Linked DNA regions of Homo sapiens: region 1 is linked to region 2. A link is a contact called in ENCODE Hi-C or POLR2A ChIA-PET data. All regions are on one chromosome and are shown on one strand. Each heading gives the region's core, a stretch centred on a gene start or an enhancer-like site at or near the end of the contact. The rest is flanking DNA. Distances are from core to core; before and after follow the strand shown.

Region 1 (2,915 bases), core at 22-2,521, 4.5 Mb before region 2:
GGTCAGGAGATCGAGACCATCCTGGCTAACATGGTGAAACCCTGTCTATACTAAAAATACAAAAATTAGCAGGGCATGGTAGCATGCGCCTGTGGTCCCAGCTACTCGGGAGGCTGAGGCTGGAGAATCACTTGAACCCAGAAGGCAGAGGTTACAGTGAGCCGAGAATGTGCCACTGCATTCCAGCCTGGCGACAGAGCAAGACTCCATCTCAAAAAAAACAAAAACAAAAAACAAAAAAAACAGATTATTGGTAAAATGCAAATGTCTTCAAAATGTAAACGTGTTCTAAATTACGTTCAAATATTAGGTTTGCCAAATTATTTAAGGTCATAAACTGCTTCTTTGGCTTTTGAAAATAGTTCAACTTGCCTGCTTTACAGCTTGGTAAGGCCTGGGGACATATGGAATTAACCACGCCCCCAGCTGTGCTGGAAAGAGTCAGACCATATTTGTACCTAGTACATAATTAAAATAAGTTACCAGGTTTTACATTAAAATTAAAAATTGCTAAGAGTCATCATTGTAACATACAATTAAGACTACTAAAAATAGTTTTACATGCAAGGTGTGTGAGGAGAGTAAAATGTGTTTTTGGTAAAAGATTGTAAGAAGGCATGGGAATGTACATTTTTGTAAACCTTTAACATATTTAACAGGCTTCCCAAAATCAAATTTCAGCCTCAGAATTGTCTTTTCTCATCTCTAAATTTGAGATGCTACAGAGGGCCCCTGAAGCATTTAAAAGAGAGGTAAACAGGATTATTTGACGTGGTTAGTTACATGGGAAGCATTGTCAAAATAAAAAAAAGATTTACTCTTCTTCAAGTTATATTTTAGTGAATGATATTAATATATGTTCCAAAATTGTATGGAATTTCTACGTTCTAATACATCTGAGTATATGGTATCAATCATAATTGTAGCCTGCCAGGATCCCTGGGGGACTGAACAAAGCGGGGAGAACGCGGGAATAAAGAGACAAAAGAATATGTTTGGAAGAAGGAGTCAGGAGGCAACTTGCCTCTAGTGGACAAGGGCCCTGAGCTTTACACAGCCCTCTGTATTTATTAGGCAAAAAAGATAGTGAGAAGCGGGGTGGAAGAAGGGACCAGCTGCTTGGTCTACAGTAGTCTTGTAAGACTGCATTCTCTAGATGTCCCAGTAAATAACCTCAAGGAGCTCGGCACCAGGAAGCGATTGCCCTCAGCAAATCTTCTGGGGCAGGCACAGAAGCGAGTTTGCCCACATCCTGCATTCATGATAAATCATATAGCCTCCAGTGGAATGCTAGGTTGGTCATGATCCCTTTGACCTTTTTGGCTCCCAACACATAATTATGTTGTTAGGCCAGGTGCAGTGGCTCATGCCTGTAATCCCAGCACTTTGGGAGGCCGAGGCGGGCGGATCACAAGGTCAGGAGTTCAAGACCAACCTGGCCAACATAGTGAAACCTCGTCTCTACTGAAAATACGAAAATTAGCCAGGCACGGTGGCCCGTGCCTGTAGTCCCAGCTACTTAGGAGGCTGAGGCAGGAGAATCGCTTGAACTCAGGAGGTGGAGGTTGTGGTGAGCCGAGATTACACCACTGCACTCCAGCCTGGGCAACAGATTTAGACTCCGTCTCAAAAAAATGAAATAAGATTAAAAAAAAAAAAGCATAATTATGTTGTTATTGTAGACCACAGAAATAACCAGCTCTCCTTGTCAGAAGTGTTTTAACTATTACTATTTAAAATCATTTGAATTCCATGGTCTAAGATAAATTATCTGTAAAAACCCATTGGTTATCAGTGCTATGCACCTAAATTAGAGAAATAACTGGTATTCAAGAGGACATAAGTCCAATGTTAAGCATGGACTCATGGAGAACCAGGATGGCTGCCTTGTCTTTCCTGAGTCCCTAAAGGTTTTGTTATTAAAGGTTATGGTTTCTATGACTCATCATGGAAAAGACAAAATGATCCAATTTAAATACATATTGGTTTGCTGACTTATAAATTGCTAAAGTAGTTCTTTTTTGAGACAGAGTCTCACTCTGTTGCCCAGGCTGGAATGCAGTGGCGCGATCTCAGCTCACTGCAATCTCCGCCTCCCAGGTTCCAGCAATTCTCCTGTTTTAGCCTCCCAAGTTGTGGGGATTACAGGCGTGCGCCACCATGCCCAGCTAATTTTTGTATTTTTAGTAGAGATAGGGTTTCACCACGTTGGCCAAGCTGGTCTCGAACTCCTGACCTCAAGTGATCTGTCCGCCTCAGCCTCCCAAAGTGCTGGGATTACAGGCATGAGCCACCACACTGACCTGCTAAAGTAGTTTATAACCAATGTTTGGTTTGTCAAATCCATATTTTTGGGAAGACAGTCAAAGCTTCAGGTACATTTACCTGATGGGTCATTTAAACACTTACAAAAATATTTCATTTAATTGTCATTTTCTTTTTTTTGGAGACAGAGTCTCACTCTGTCATCCAGGCTGGAGTGCAGTGGTACAATCTCGGCTTACTGCAATTTCCATCTCCTGGGTTCAAGCAATTCTCCTGCCTCAGCCTCCTGAGTAGCTGGGATTACAGGCACGCACCACCACACCTGGCTAATTTTTGTATTTTTAGTAGAGATGGGGTTTCGCCATGTTGGCCGGGCTGGTCTCGAACTCCTGACCTCTCAGGTGATCCGCCCGCCTTGGCCTCTCAAAGTGCTGGGACTACAGGCGTGAGCCAGCACGCCTGGCCGAGAAGTTCTTAAACAGATATCTAGAGGTGTATTTTGTCTAGTGGAGTGAAACCCACTGAGATTTTTAGAAAACCCCACAAAGTTTTTAAGAAAATTGTTCTGGCTGGCTGGGCGTGGTGGCTCATGCCTGTAATCCCAGCATTTTAGGAGGCCTAGGCAGGTGGATCACCTGAGGTCAGGAGTT
Region 2 (2,740 bases), core at 236-2,735:
AGAATATTGGCATCATCTAAAAAGTGTATTATGACTTCTCATACAACTGGCCTTGATTACTAGTGAGTCTGAATATTTTAATGTTTTGGCCATTTTGTAGTCTTCCTTTAGACTGATTACAGTGCAACTCATTAGGTTGTAACTTTCTTTGTTAAAACAGTCACATTCTCCTAATTTCTCTTGAGATTATTCCCTAGTTAACCCTGTTTGCATCTGGATGTATATCAAATTGCAGCCTCTGATTTAGAGTCCCTCTCTTAAGGAGGTCGTAAATGTGCCTGTTCTCCAAATTTCAGAAGTTTGAGCCCCACGTTTTTGATTTTTGTTATATATAAGGAGTGTCACCTGTGCTATTAACATTTTTTCTAAGTTGACTTTCCTTATAAACAGCATTTGAAAGAAACTTGACATTACTATAAAGTCTAAGTCACGGGTTTTATGTGCTAGTTGTTTTTTTCTAGTACACCTTAAAATACGTAATTATTAAAATCATTTCTCTACTGTCTAAAATCATCCAGTGGCCTATGTTCCACACTTTAGGAAGAGCAGGGGCTTTGGACTCAGACATCTTGGATTTGAATCCCACTCTGCCTGTAACTGGCAGTGTGCTCTTGGACAGGTGCCTCAGTTTTGTGCCTCAGTTTCCTCACTGGCAAAATGGGGATGTTAGAAGATGAACTCTTAGGTGCCTTACATCTCTACTCTGTGACTCTGGTGTAAGGAGAAAGGGATATTTGAATGTTTGTGGATTTCTTTCTCTGTTTCTGATCAGGAATTAGAGACATTGTCTAGGGTTAGTATTTCAAAACCCTAGCTTTATTAAACTCCACTGCTATTAGTCATCTGATTTTGGAGAAACCATTTCATTTTATGGGGCTCTAGCTGTCTAGTTAGGGTGTTGCTGCTGCTTAATACTTCCTATTTAATGTAAAGTGTTTCTAGCTAGGAGCTAAGGCAAGCCAGGACCTCACTTTTAACATGTTTAAAATGGGGATGTTTCTGTTCTACTTACCTCATTAGAGACATGGAAAAATGAGATAATAGGTAGATAAGTGGACTCAGCTTTTAGCAGAAGGGTACTAGGTAAAAACAGGGTGTCAGCAGAAGTAATGCCTGTAGATGTTATCCCTATAGCTACTTCTGTAGTGAAGAGCAAAATTTGTGTGACACCACCTCTCCTATCTCTCCAGACCTGCCTGTACCCCCGCCTCTTCCCTGCCTACTGGTTTCGATTTGGGAAGTGCCACTGAACAGCAGTTTTATGACCTTGGGCAAATCACTCAACCTTAACTTATCCCTGGGCCAAAAATTGGGAGATCTGGCAATCTTGAGTCTGTATTTCTCTATGGCAACAACTGGCAAGAGCTGAATGGTGGCTTATCTTTTAAAAATACAGATATATTCTTCAGTCTGTCACTTAATCTGGCAAGTCTGACTCATTTACTTTGCTGCCTGGCCTCTTATATTTGCGAGGCTGGATTGCATCATGGTAAGGAGCATGGTTTCTGGAGCCACATTACCTAGATTCAGATGCCAACAATGACTCTTGGTAGCTGTGTACCCCTTCATATTATGTAGCTTTTCTGTAGTTTCATGTGAATTCCTACTTCGTGGGGTTGTTAAAAGGATTGGAAGAGCCACTACATATAAGACCCTTAGGATAGTCCCTGACCCAGAGTAAACTTAACTGATGTTAGCTGTTGTTTGAGTTCAAATAGCATAATAATTAGCTGACATTTATCTAGCTCTTAATATGTATCAGGCACTGGGCCAAGTCTTTTACACAGATCTATCTCATTAATCCTAACAGTAACACTGTGAAATAAGTAGTGTTGTTTTCTCAGTTTTACAGATGGGAGGACTATAATTTAGAGAAGTTAAGTAACCTGTCTAAAGGCACACAGCTAATAAGTGCCGGCGACATTGAGAGTTGAACCTGTGTTTGTGTATCCTAATCCTGTGGGTTTTTTCTTATTATTTTTTCCTATGTCTTACTACGTGGAGACTAAGCCTGTGGTTTTGAATGCTGTGCTGTGCTATGCTGCCCCACATTATATCACCTCTAAAATAGGTCTAATCACAGAAGTGGCTGGCTTGAGTAAATAGAGCTTAGTGCTCTTAATGTTTTTGTAGGTGATTTGAGGAGAGAATGAATATGAAATTTCCCAAATTTATATATGATGTTCCTTGAGGCAGTGAAATGCAAAACAATAGGGGATAAATGAACTACAGAAAACTCTTTTGGGCTGGATGGGGTGAGTGAATAGAAAAGTGGTAACTGAATTTCAGGGTAGGTACTCATGAAGAAAGATAACTCAAACTGTTTGTAGAATGATGCGCTCTGAGATATTTAAAAGGACTTGAGAGTTATTTTAGGCTATTATTTGAAGGTTAAAAAGGCCAGCAAACATTTCACACCCATTAGGATGACTATTATCCAAACAAGCAAAGAATAAAAAGAGTTGGCAAGGATATGGAGAAATTGGAACTCTTGTACGTTGTTGGTGAGAATATAAAATGGGGCAGCCACTGTGGAAAACAGTATGGCATTCCTCAAAAAGTTAAAAGTAGAATTACCATATGGATCCAGCAATTTCACTTCTGGTTATATACCCAAAAGAATTGAAAGTAGAGGCTCAAACAGATATTTGTACACTAATGTTCATAGTGGCATTATTCACAAAGCTGAAAGGTAGAAGCAACCCAAGGGTCCATCAGTGGATGAATAGATAAACAAAAT

The links. A loop is a pair of places that touch in the nucleus more often than their neighbours do. ChIA-PET counts read pairs that join two places held with the same protein, here RNA polymerase II (POLR2A).
Region 1: POLR2A ChIA-PET joins it to region 2 with 10 read pairs in activated CD4-positive, alpha-beta T cell. The contact joins two enhancer-like sites. A Hi-C loop is called at or near these places in 1 of 168 maps with a recorded cell type or tissue (gastrocnemius medialis). POLR2A ChIA-PET finds 5 or more read pairs at or near these places in 1 of 52 experiments (activated CD4-positive, alpha-beta T cell).

What each region holds. Positions count from the first base shown.
Region 1 is chr14:73,600,672-73,603,586 of GRCh38, reverse strand. It overlaps a transcript of HEATR4 not described here. Among named protein-coding and RNA genes, the nearest start is that of ACOT4, 10 kb to the right of the region's middle. Within about 2 kb of position 1,271, at least 2 of the 41 ENCODE cell types and tissues checked have a DNase peak (open chromatin) inside an H3K27ac peak, as active enhancers do.
Region 2 is chr14:69,132,021-69,134,760 of GRCh38, reverse strand. All of the region lies in intron 1 of DCAF5 (DDB1 and CUL4 associated factor 5), which reads left to right. Among named protein-coding and RNA genes, the nearest start is that of DCAF5, 20 kb to the left of the region's middle. RefSeq lists a silencer at 1,075-1,369. Within about 2 kb of position 1,485, at least 7 of the 41 ENCODE cell types and tissues checked have a DNase peak (open chromatin) inside an H3K27ac peak, as active enhancers do.